2 separate regions of the Homo sapiens genome follow, and region 2 is linked to region 1. The links are chromatin contacts, found by Hi-C or POLR2A ChIA-PET in ENCODE. All regions are on one chromosome and are shown on one strand. Each heading gives the region's core, a stretch centred on a gene start or an enhancer-like site at or near the end of the contact. The rest is flanking DNA. Distances are from core to core; before and after follow the strand shown.

Evidence for each region. A loop is a pair of places that touch in the nucleus more often than their neighbours do. ChIA-PET counts read pairs that join two places held with the same protein, here RNA polymerase II (POLR2A). Pooled maps may share reads with other maps.
Region 2: a loop to region 1 is called in a map with no recorded cell type, with 9 times the contacts of the local background. The contact joins the promoter of LNCATV here to the enhancer-like site in region 1. A Hi-C loop is called at or near these places in 1 of 37 single-sample maps with no recorded cell type and 4 of 50 pooled maps. POLR2A ChIA-PET finds 5 or more read pairs at or near these places in 1 of 52 experiments (activated naive CD4-positive, alpha-beta T cell).

The regions. Positions count from the first base shown.
Region 1 is chr1:234,394,937-234,401,602 of GRCh38, forward strand. It overlaps TARBP1 (tRNA guanosine 2 -O-methyltransferase TARBP1), which reads right to left. Exons shown (of 30, transcript NM_005646.4): 25 at 6,245-6,326; 26 at 3,446-3,617. Among named protein-coding and RNA genes, the nearest start is that of COA6-AS1, 25 kb to the left of the region's middle. Within about 2 kb of position 4,120, at least 5 of the 41 ENCODE cell types and tissues checked have a DNase peak (open chromatin) inside an H3K27ac peak, as active enhancers do.
Region 2 is chr1:234,960,362-234,967,027 of GRCh38, forward strand. LNCATV (lncRNA negative regulator of antiviral signaling) reads right to left here and starts at 3,638. Exons shown (of 4, transcript NR_125945.1): 1 at 3,406-3,638. RefSeq lists enhancers at 2,404-3,603, 2,917-3,216, 3,237-3,286.

The DNA of each region.
Region 1 (6,666 bases), core at 2,870-5,369:
ACATTAGCCAGGTGTGGTGGTGGACGCCTATAATCCCAGCACTTTAGGAGGCCAAGGCGGGAGGATCACCTGAGGTCAGGAGTTTGAGGCCGGCCTGGCCAACATAGCGAAACCCCATCTCTACTAAAAATACAAACATTAGCCAGGCATGGTGGTAGACGCCTATAATCCCAGCTACTAGGGAGGCTGAGGCACGAGAATCGCTTGAACCCGTGAGGCAGAGGTTGCAGTGAGCTGAGATCGTGCCACTTCACTCCAGCCTGCAGCCTGAGAGACAGAGCGAGACTCCGTCTCAAAGAAAAAAAAAAATTATTCCACAGTTAAAAACCATTAAAAAATTTTAAGAAGGAGAGTAACAGTACTGCTGTGTGTTTTAGAAAAATCTCTTTTAATAGCTATGTGGAGGCTAGAAAACCATTAAGGGGCTTTTGTAGTAGTCCAGGTAAAAACAATGCCAGTCTAAATGAAGACAAGGCAAGAGGGGCTAAAGAAGAGGAGGAGGAGGCAGCTTTGGGAAGTGAAATCGCCAAGACTGGGTAACGGATGTGGCAAGAGCAAAAACAGGACAAGAACGACTTCCACGATGATTGACCAATACCATTAATAGGGCATACAGAGCAGGCACTTTTGGGCAGAAAGGCAAACTGAATTTGGATATGGTGATATTTCAAGAGCTTAAGGAATATCCCGGTGCTAATGTCCAGTCTGTTCAGGACAGAGGCTGGGCAGCAGATAAGGATTTGAAAGTTATAGTTACACAGGCGGTGGTTTCAAGTTGGGGACATTAATAAATGTGTTCTGGGAGAGGATGAAGAGTGAGAAGAAGACTGGGCCCGTGAAAACCTTCAGTGGCAGGAGGAGAGGTTGGTCAGAAGGTACAAAGTTAGTCAGTCAGGAATAAGCTCTTGTGTTCTAGTACACAGTAAGATGACTATAGGTAACAATAATGTATGTATACTTCCAAATAGCTAGAAGAGAGGATTTTCCATGTTCTCATCACAAACGTGAGAGGTGACAGATATGCTAATTATCCTGATTTGACCATTACACAATGTATATATGCATGAAAACGCCACACTGTACCCCATAAATATGTACAATTATTATTTGTCAATTAAAAATGAAGTAAAACTTCTTTAAAAAAGAAAAAAAATTAGGGGGATACTAACATTTAAGCCTCAGCATGGAAAGTCTATTACAACATGCCCCTCTTTACCAAAAACAGGCAGAACAGACAGACCTCGTTAGCCATTCTGCCATTCCAGTAACACTGTATTTCCCTGCTCCGCTTTACGCAGAACTCGACAGCTGCCTACAATGCCATCTCTCTTCCCTCTCCTCCCAGGCTCTACCCAACCGCACTGGGAAGTGCCTCCTGTCACTGTCCTTTGCTCTAGAATCTTCACAGTTGCTCTTCCTTTTCCAGTAAAGCTCTCGCCGGGACAGACCTTGCCTTGCCTTGCCCATACTTCCTTGGGGTCTCTGCTCAATGTCAACTCCTTAGAAAGGTCTTTCTCACCCTCCGTCCCTCTCTTCACCCTGCTTTGTTTTTTCACGGTACTTCTACTACCAGACACTGTGTTAGGTACGTGCTCCCTGTTGTCTCCTCTGTAAGAATGTGGGCTCTATGAGGCAGGGACTCGGTCTCATGTCTAACACGCAGGAGACAATCAATCAATCTTTGTTGAATGAATAAATTTAGGATAGTATGTCTTAAAACACATTAGTGAACCATCCAGAGGCCTGACAAAAATTGCATTTTCCCAGAACTCTCCTCCAGAGATACTGAATTTAAACTAAGGGTGGTTCCAGACCCATAATTGGCCTTTAAAAAAAAAGAAAAAAAAAATCTAAGGGTGGGACATGGAATCTGAATTTTCAACAAGTCACATGTGAGTCCTGAAGACATGGAAAGTTTGGAGAAGCACCGATGTCAGGGGCATGTGGGGGACTCAGAATGAGAAGGGTCAGAGTAAGGAGGAAAGGCAGGATGGCCGGAGACTGGCAAACATGTGGCACAGAATGGGCAGGTGCAATCTGAGGGCAGCGTCCATTTTCCACTCGGACTGTGTAAAAGAAACCGAAAGAAAATTTCTAATTTCCTGAAAGAAGTTTCAAAGGTGGTAATCGGCTGGGGAGAGTCAGAATGAGGCTAAAATGTGAGTGACAGACTGATAGGAAGATAGCCTACAGTCATTAAGACGGTCATTTTTAAATTGAGTTAGGGAACCTGATTCTTGGGTTTTTAGGACAGCTTGACTGTGAAGGGGAAGAGGAGGAGGAGGGGGAGGAGGGGGGAAGGGGGAGGGGATGGGAAAGTGGAGAGGGAGGGAAGGGAGAAGGGAGTAGGGGAGGCAGAGGAGGGGGAAGGGGAGAAAGGGGAGTGGGAGGAGAGGGAGGAGGGGGAGGGGGAGGATGGGGAGGAGGGGTGAGGGGGAGGAGGCGGAGGGGGAGGACGGGGATGGGGAGGAGGGGGAAGAGGGGGGAGGAGGGGGAAGAGGGGGGAGGAGGGGGAAGATGGGGGAGGGGAAGGAGGGAGGATGGGGAAGAGGGGGAGGGGGGAAGGGGGAGGGGGAAGGGGGATGGGGAAGGATGGGGATGGGGAGGAGGGGAAAGAGGGAGGGGGGAAGGGGGATGGGGATGGGGAGGAGGAGGAAGAGGGGAGGAGGTGGGGGAAGAGGGGAGGAGGTGGGGGAAGAGGGGAGGGGGAGGGGGAAGAGGGGAGGAGGGGGGAAGAGGGGAGGAGGTGAGGGAAGAGGGGGAGGGGGAGAGGGGGAAGAGGGGGAAGAGAGGGAGGAGGGAGAAGAGGGGGGAGGGGGAAGAGGGGGAGGAGGGGGAGGAGGCGGGGGAGGAGGGGGAGGAGGCGGGGGAAGAGGGGGAGGGAGGGGGAGGGGAGGAGGGAGGGGAGGGGGAGGAGGGGGAGGAGAGGAATGTGGGTCCCAGAGGAAGCTGGTGGAAAGGAGTCATTGTACAGGGAAGGATGAGACAGAGGAGAAGGGATAACATGAAGCGGCGTCCAACCAACCAAGAGGGGACTAGAATCAAGAGCTCTGCTTTATTCCTATGAAGGACAAAAAAAGAGATTTCATCATTTGGTCCTTTTGGAAATGTTTATTTTTACAGAAATATATAGTAGAAAAGCAATGAGTGTTAACGAACAATACTACTTAAAAGGGAGGCCACTGGCCATCAGCTTTATATAAAGCAGATCAGGCTTCCTTTGGCTTTTTTTTTTTTTTTAAATAGCTTTAAAGCTAAGTTTCACTAAAAGTGTTAGTCAAAGTTATACCACACTTTTTCACTGTCTTTTCCCTAAGTGGAAAGGCAGAGGTCACCATGTCAATGAAAGTGATATTATTATTAACTACCTGTCCTTAGTAACTTAAATCAAAAAAATCTAACCAGATCAACAAGGGGAAAAAATAAAATGAAAATTATTTTTTACCTATGTCTTGCTGAGACCAGTCACCTGGTTTTAGTTTACTAAGTTGAGTTTGAGAAAGGTACCACTGAAATCCCGCAGCTAAAGGAACATCAGTGAATCTGGTAAATTTATCAATGGTGATCCATTCATCTTCAATAAGGCCTGAAAGGCGTGGAAGGATGTAAAATATGGTCTGAAAAGAGAATTATAAAATCTAAATTTCTTCCCTTAAGAATAACAAAGAAATATATAACATTTAAAATACAACTTAATTATTAATGATATATTCTCCAAACTATTACATCTGATCAAACTATATACTTTCATTTATATCTTATAGCAACTGTCTATATATATTTCTCATCTTCTCAGAAATTAGGGGATTAATTTAGGAAACCCCTGAGAGGAGGCAGAACTTGTACTCTGGTACTTCTAACTGTGTGTAATAAACCAGTATGTGCCTAATAAAAACAGTGTTTCAGAAGTAATCAGTTCTAATGATGGACAGTATTTGGATAAGTGCAATTTACTGACAACTAAATACCTCCAAAGGCAATCAAGTTCAAGCTCTTTTCATGACAAGTCTTTTACTCTCGTACCCATTAGATAAATTTAGAATCTGAATTCTGGTTTGACTAATATAATTAGTTATGTGACGTTAGGCAAGTGATTCAGCCTTTCTTGGCTTCAACTTCCTCATTTGTAAGACGAGGATAAAATCAGATTACAACAACATATTAAAGTGTTCGTGAACACGGCATAGTCTGACACCACTGTAAACAGTCATCGCATAAGCAATCCTCCTTTGCTTTTCTTACCTACTAAAAGAACTGCACCATAAAAATGACCAACAGTGAAACAAGTACATAGGAAGCAGAGGTCCAAGTAACAGGCAACTTAAAAACGAAACAATACTCTTAGCAGCAATGCACATGTCTTCATGAAAGGTTTTAGAATGAATATGGTTTTCTTCACACTAGCTATATCTGTGCAAACTTAAACTGGCACAATGATCACGACTACATGTTGATTAAGGGGGAACCAAGTAGGGGGCACCAAGTACAGCTCCAAATACATGAAGACTAAACTAGTTCAACCATTGTGGAAGTCAGTGTGGCGATTCCTCAGGGATCTAGAACTAGAAATACCATTTGACCCAGCCATCCCATTACTGGGTATATACACAAGGACTATAAATCATGCTGCTATAAAGACACATGCACACGTATGTTTATTGCGGCACTATTCACAATAGCAAAGACTTGGAACCAACCCAAATGTCCAACAATGATAGACTGGATTAAGAAAATGTGGCACATATACACCATGGAATACTATGAGGCCATAAAAAATGATGAGTTCATGTCCTTTGTAGGGACATGGATGAAATTGGAAATCATCATTCTCAGTAAACTATCGCAAGAACGAAAAACCAAACACCGCATATTCTCACTCATAGGTGGAAACTGAACAATGAGAACACACGGACACAGGAAGGGGAACATTACACTCTGGGGACTGTTGTGGGGTGGGGGGAGGGGGGGAGGGATAGCTTTAGGAGATATACCTAATGCTAGATGACGAGTTGGTGGGTGCAGCACACGACCATGGCACATTTATACATATGTAACTAACCTGCACATTGTGCACATGTAACCTAAAACTTAAAGTATAATAATAATAAAATAAAAACAAAAAAAAAACAAATACATGAAGAGATACAGTTCCTATGAACAATTAAGCCCCATTATTTTATTTACACATACACCTTTAATTCATTTCATGACTGGAGAATAAATCATAAAACATATGAGAGTGAGGTGGTCAAAGGTAAGGATGAGGGAGGGCAGGAGGGAGGCAAAGGACTTACTCCTGTTGGAAGACTGAATAGAAAAAGGTTGACTTAACACTAGAGTGACTAGAGGAGTCCTGCAGAAAGATGCCGGACAAAGCATTCTGGGCGCTAAAGAACACAGAGCAGAGCATATTAAAATCTTTGAAAAATCCTAAATGATATTTGCAGTGAAGCAGCAGAAAATACACATTAGTGTTCTAGGATGCATATCTTGCAATATATAGATCTATACTTTTTTACAGATCAGTTTATCAATAATCTTAGTAATCCACCAAAAAAATTGCTTATGCACAGCAGCTTAAGTTACCAATAACTTATAAGTTCTTCAGAGGAAAAGCCCTAGGTCAGTGATTTAAATTCAAGGGCAGCACATTATAATTACAGTTGAAAAAGGGAGAAGGTATCATAATTTATGCAATGTCTAATGATTTACATATTGAATTAATTTACATGTTAATCATAATAAGCATGTTTATGGTTCTTAAAATTATATAAGCACATTTTGTTACAGTCAGTGAGGTGATGTATCATCTCCTATACAATTCTCATTACCCAGAACCTAAAAATTGCCATTAACAAAAAAGTATATCTTTTTGTTCTTTCATTAACAATGGGCTTCAGTACAATGAAATCTCACCTGCACAAATGTTCTCACTCATTTCCTTTTAATGTCAGAACAGATTTCTGTTTAGAGTTAAATATTCCCTTCCATTGTTTACAAGCCAGACACTGCCTGAGAAATAGAAAGTGAAAATGACTAGCCAATTTTCACTGCTTAAGAGTGAAATGAAAGCAAGTCATCTGCATAAAGTGACAAAGTTAAACTTAGAACTTTAAAATGTTAAGGTGATGTTTGTAAGCAAGAAAAAAACTTTACCCTAATCACAACCCTTCAACAAAAGCAGAAAGGAAGCATCAGGATTAAAGATACAATAGAGAATTTACAAATGATATTCTCTACTCACCTCTAGACAATAATCCTTGAGTGGGTGAAATGTTGCAAAAAAGAAATGCTCCTGAATGCGTTGCCAATTCTTCTTGGCATTCCTAAGGATTAAAAATATGGTATGAGCCACAGACAAATGAAACAACTCTGGTGAGGGGAGAATCAATTCAGTATCTTAAAGGGTGGCTGCAGAGTTGAGAAGGAACAGAAAATTTTATGAACTTTATCCTAAGATTTATACACACCTCTCCAAGATCAATACATACTTTAAAAACTGACACTTAATAAATTTCACATTTTGAAATGGAACCTTAAACCTATGTCTGGCAGAAAACTCTTTTTTCCAGGAGAGAAAACCATTACATAAAAGTCACCTTTTCTACTCCAAAGACTCATACCATGCAGCCAAGTTGTACCTACTTTCACAAACCAAACAAATTT
Region 2 (6,666 bases), core at 2,388-4,887, 560 kb after region 1:
GGAGTTCAAGGCCAGCCTGGCCAACATGGCAAAACCCCATCTCTACTAAAAATACAAAAAATTAGCCAGGCATGGTGGTGGATGCCTGTAATCCCAGCTACTCGGGAGGCTGAGGCAGGAGAATCGCTTGAACCCGGGAGGCAGAGGTTGCAGTGAGCCAAGATCGTGCCATTACACTCCAGCCTGGGTGACAGAACGAGACTCCATCTCAAAAAAAAAACAAAAAAAACCTCATCATCAGTAGAGAACTGTCACCTTCCTAAACGAGGAAACTGACACTTTTAAAAGCAAACAGATTTCTGAACTTGGGGTTAATGATAAAACTGGAAAAACATAAAAGACTCCCTGTTCCTCTCCTCCATTATCAATATGTGCCTTAGATTTGGATGCCAAGTCAAATCTCACCAGAACTATATCCTCCATGGTAACTTATTAAAGAGTCAATCAAAGTTTGCTTTAAGAGAAAAGTAAATACACCCAACTTTCCATACAATGCCGGACCCCGAGTTCACTTCCTGGTTTCACTGTTGACTCAGGTTGCAATCCTAGATAAGTAACTACACATGCTCACTGCCCTGGGCCCAAAGCTGGGGCGAGAGCCTGGAATCAGCGCACCCCCAAGAATTCCGGAACATGGGAAGATGCCCATCTTTCATGGAGGGGGCATGCCTCGAAGAGGAAAATCAGGCAAAAGGCCGTGTGCAAAGCTCCACGTGCAGGTGCAAGCTGCTTGTCCCTGAGTCTCTGATTGCGAGGAAAGGGGTCACCCGCTGGTCGCACCACCAACAAAGCCCTGCCATCCTTTGGCTCTGCGCTCACCCATAATTACTGGGCGTGAGGTGGGAAGGGCCGCCCTTTGGGACTCAGGTGGTGGGGAGGCTGCAGAACAGAGTCGGCAAGTCAACTCCAATCACAGTAAGCATTTTCAAAGAAACACATAAAAATAGCCAGAAGTGGGTCAGCACTTCCAGTGAGGTTAGAGACAGGAAATTGGGACAGACTCCCGGTCCTGTGTAGAGAGATAAAAGTTTTATTTCATAAGTACAAACTCATACTCTTTCCAATCTGATTCCTCGTTTCTTTTCTTTTGCTTTTTCATCTCCTCTGTCTTTTGGATACACAGGAAACACACACACACAGCTAACAAAAACAGTGTGATGTTGGAATCTTGCTCCTTCAGTTCTAAGGTCCTCTTTTTCCTGAAGCTGAAGAAAAAAGATACTTAAAGAAAACTTACTTGAGAGTCAGGCAGGAAGGGGAGATGGGATACACACTTTCCCTATCTTTCAGGTTTCTGCAATCTCAGCGCATGCTGCTTAAGAGGAAAAGAGCAGCAAAGCAGATGAAAAGCACTGCATCCTTAAGTGATTTACCTGTTCCCAAGCAGGCCTGCCTCACACCTGCCTCCCCCCAGTTCCCTGTCATTGACCCTCCCGCCACCATATCTGTGGCATCTGGTGTGCTGCACACACAGTATATGTGTGCAAGTGCATGGTATATACACATAGCACACATGCATACATGCTATAAACACATGCCCATATATAGGCTCAGTGCACAGGTACGCACAGTGCTCAGGTACACAGAGTACACACACCTGCTAGCCACATACACTCTCAGTGTACACACATGGTGCTCATGCACACATGGTAGTGCATGGTGAATCCACATAGCATCCATGCACACACACAGTACCCACACACACACGCGGTACATACACATGGCACCCCTGCACATACACAGTAGACATGCGTAACCCAGAAAGTGGTTCTTGCTCTCTCTGCAACCTTAAGACTTTGGCAGTTTTTGTTAACTCCCACACTTGGCAGGATTACATTTCCTTGTGGCCTCAATGACGTGATAGGGCAGATTTATTGGGCTTACAGAAAAAAAGAGAGAGGAGAGAGAGCGAGAGAGCGAACAGTAAACTCTGCTGTGCAGTCAACCTGGACCTTGGTTTTAAGTTGCACATCATCAGGGCCAAGAGAGAAGATTTGGCAACATGGGGTGGTTTGGTGAGAGTCGGCATGTTTCACTGGTAATCTGCTGGAGCACTAAAATATATACATCCAAAGGTTACCTTCTTTCAATTCACTGAAAAATAAAAGGAGCTTCAAGGCTGGACCAAATAACACACATAAATAACTCATGCATGCCTGCATGCATAGATGCAAACATACATACCCAAGATGTGTAGCAAACAAAACAGGCACAGTGCTTTCAGGAGAAACTTGGGTGTGGAAGTAAGTTCTACCTTTTTGCTCTATTTTCCTCCTGGAGGGAGAGAGGAAAAGCAGCTGCCTAAATGCTCAGTCAGCCCACAAGCTGTCATGCGTGACTATCTCCAGGGCAGACAGGAGAGCAGGAACCCCTTTCTGAAGCTGAGTTCTGATGCAGAATGTTTTCAGGGCTTAAGACAGCCCCCACACAGCTAGCCAACAGAACTTTCTGGGCTGCGGTCAGTTAGCTATGTCGCACAGGAATGGCATCTGCTTTCACTTATTTCAGAACTCAAGCATAAGTCCTGGGAGTATTTGACCAAAAGAGCCTCCCGCTTGGCGTGCGAGGGTTAGGTTTCCAGAAGATGTAGCACGTACCTGCGCTTTCAACTCCCAGAAGCCAAAGCTATGGAAAGATCTCAGCGTGTTTTTTTTTTAATTTTATTTTAAAATCATACCGTTTTAAAAGTTCTGCTTGTTATAAATCCAGCCTGAAAGCAGATGAATGAAACATAGACCCACACAAAAAAAATCTACAAGAATAGATCTTTTTTTTTTTTAACTTGGGGTTTTTGAGGAGGGATTTTAGAGGAGTGGCGGGGAAGCTACTCAGTCGAGATAAACTCCTTAAAAGCATGGGCAAAATTCCCTTTTCTGTGACCAGTTTTTTTAAAAATGACAAAGTCACACAAGAGAGGAAATGAAAAGGGAAATTTTTAGACTTCTCATCTGTGCTGAAAGCCCCGGGCTGTTTCAGAACCCGGTCAGGGTAACCGTCAGGCCTGCGGTCACCGCGCTGCAATCCCAGGAGGCCTTGCGTCAGCGGCCATTATATCAATAAGGAAGTACAATCACCAAACCACAAGCCGGCTTCTTTTCTAAGCCCACATGTTGCTTTAGAGGGTTTTCAAACAAGAGACTTTCCTGTTTTTGAAACCTGTGAATCCACAGGTCTTACAGGTTACTCAAATTATCTTATCACTTGCAGCATGAATTTCAAAACTGCTTACTCCAGCCTTCCCCTCCCCTGGAGGAACAGACGTCCATTTACAAACCAGAATCCTTATTTACAGTGTCCCGTTGCCAATTGCTGACACAGAAGGGGGAAAAAATACCAGTTATACATTAAGCTTTAAGGTTAAAGTATCTGTGCCAGACGCTGTCCAAACACCATCTATTCACTGACCTGAAGGCAGGATGACCACACCGGAGAAAATTCTACAGAAACAGTTTTGCGGTCACAGCAGTATTCCTTCACAGAGCCAGGCTATGTTTCCTGCAGATGCATACACATGCTTGCAAATGTACTGTAAGAAATCATCACAATTCACAGGAAACATATTTATCCTAAGATGTGTAGCAAATCTGTTGGAAATTTTTAAGCACAGCCAAAAGACATCCCAAACCACCTATGAGGTTGCTTCCCAGGTTGCTGGAAAAATCAACGTAGGATAGCATCGGTAGAGGACGCTACCGCGGCGCAGGTGAAAGATGTAAACAGTGCAATCTAAATCTTCAATGGGATGCAAGTCAGACTTATTTTTCTCTTGAGCAAATAAAAAGATTCAGATTAAAGAGTGCCTTATAGAACTGGTACAGAGTTCTACATAGAACTGATATAGAGTTCATCTAATAAGAGTGTCTTATAGATGAGATAAATCCATAAACAAACGTCTCTCTTTCCTGCTCAGCTCAGCAGCTTGAGAAAGATGTGCCACACCTAACAACTGCATTTGACAGCCATCTCCTGGTTTAACTTCTACCCTGGCCAGCGGCCACTTAGCGTTGCCCCAGCAATGCCTGCAGACTTCATCACGCGCTCCCTCGCTGGAAGCGTCCCTCCTAAGGCAGACCTGAAGTTCACAGAGGGCTTCTGGACAGTAGTTCACATTCTGTTTTCAATGGTGGCCTAATCAGACTGAGAATAAACAACAAGTGAACTTTATCCTGCAGCTACAACCAGTGAACTCTAAGCCCATTTCACAGAATGCACACAGCAATAATGGATCTAGCAGACACTTATCTAATCTCACACTTTCCGTCTTTTTGGGTTATAATCAACACTTAGCTCATCAACACACACACACACACACACACGCACATCTTCCAAAAAAGAACCTGCTCTCAGTTTAAGCACACTGAGATTTTATTTATCTTATTTTATTTGTCTGCATTCCAATAAACCTTCTAACATTGAAATGTTGAGACAGACACTCTAAAGTCAGGATGCTGTGATGTTTATGTTTGAGGGAGGGTTCTTTCAAAGTAGCCAAAATTGTCTCTCTTAGGAAATGTGAAGTGTGAATGAAGCCACACCAAAAAGTCTCAGAAGTAAATCTCTCAAAGATTATGACCAGCCTGTTGTGGAATAACGCAATATATCCTTAGAGGAAAATACAATAAAGTAAGAGAATTCCAGGCTTCCTACACAGGCCCAGTAGGTATTTTTTATCTTAATAACTCGTTGGTAAATGGCCTACTATGTCCATAGGAAAAGCATCCTCTTCTTCAACTGTGTTTTAAAAAGAATAACTTCTTCTTTCCTCCTTTGGAAAAGCCATTGCTCCAAAATTCACATAAAACAAATACAGACTGGTTTTCTGTTCCTTTCACTTTCTGTCCCTATCACTTTAGGCTGTGGTAACCAGGACTTCTAGGCCTAAATATGCTTGCCTGATTTTGCCTGAGTTTGCTGGAGAATTGCTCAACCACCCTCTCACTTTGGCTGTGTAGACCATAGCTCTTGCCCTCCCTCCAGGGGAGAGGCATTAACTAATGAAGAAAACAGTGACTCCCCTCTTCTGCCACCACTGACACTCCATACCCAGGCCTGTGCCACCAGGCCTGCTTCCAGGACTGTGGGCTGCCTGTTCCCTGCTATCCTGAGCCTTCCAGCTCCAGTGCCAACAAGGGCACTAGGTAATGGGTACTTCTGATGAAGGACACTGCATGAGATCTTCCCATCACTTAGAGAAGTGTTCCATTTGGGGTCATTACCAACCCTGTCTACTCAGACCAGCAAAGCATAGAGAAAAATAGGATGGATAGGCAAGTATAAGGCATCACCTTATATCTGTGTCTTAAAAAGCTCTTTATATTACAGAATTTCTTTATTTGGAACAACAAAATACTCTGAAGGGAATCTCATGAATTTTAGTTTGGAACGTTTATAGAGGTTGTCTGGAAGAATAGTTTTTGTTGATTTGGTTTTTTAATACAAAGAAAAATAAAAGCTTTTGTAGTTATTCTTGAAGGTATGACCTCCAATTACAAGCATGAGAGATATTGTAAGCAAGTCCTTTTCTTTTCTTTTTTTTTTTTTTTTAAGAGACAAGGTCTCACCATGTTGCCCAGGCTGGTCTCAAACTCCTGTACTCAAGCAATCTGCCCACCTCAGCCTCGCAAAGTGCTGGGATTATAGGTGTGAGCCACTACACCCAGCCTGTAAGCCAGTCTTTTAAAGCTCATTTTAAACTTTTTTTTTCTTTTTTGGGACAGGGTCTTGCTCTGTCATCTAGGCTGGACTACAGTGGCACAATCTCAGCACACTGCAACCTCCATCATCTCCAAAGTTCAAGCAATTCTCGTGCCTCAGCCTCCCGAGTAGCTGGGATTACAGGTGCCCACCACCATGCCTGTCTAATGTTTGTATTTTCAGTAGAGACAGGGTTTCACCATGTTGGCCAGGATGGTCTAGAACTGCTGACCTCAAGTGATCCACCTGCCTCAGCCTCCTAAAGTGCTGGGATTACAGGCGTGAGCCACGAGGCCCAGCCCATTTTAAACTTTTATTATGACAATGTTTATTTTATATTTTAAAATTTTATTATGACAAAAGGAGCATATAGCACAGTGACTCTCCATATAACTGTCACTCGATTAACAATTACTCGATTTTTTGATGTTTGCTTCATTTATTGTGTTTTACTTTTTTTCTCTTTGCTGAAATCTTTTAAAGAGCATCGCAGGCCTCATGCCATTTCACTCCTTCCTACTTTAGTATGCACCTCTAAAATGCATGAATATTTCCTTACATAGCCCCATGAAGATCCCTTTTAAAAGCAATACAAGAAGTCAGCTTTGTGGAGATGGCAAATAGCACATGGCTATGAAGGCTTGAGATAACATTTCCAGTGAGCATAGCATACAGACTCAAAAAGTCCGAAATCTCAAAGGCAGTTGGACAGAAGCAAGATGAAGTATTCTGGAAGATTGAGTCAGATCATTCAAAAAGGGACACAAGGCTGAGCATGGTGGCTCATGCCTGTAATCCCAACACTTTGGGAGACCGTGGCAGGCAGATTGCCTGAGATCAGGAGCTCAAGACCCAGCCTGGCCAACATGGTGAAACCCCGTCTCCACTAAAAATACAAAAATAAGCCGGGTGTGGCGGCACACGCCCATAATCCCAGCTACTTGGGAGGCTGAGGCAGGAGAATCACTCGAA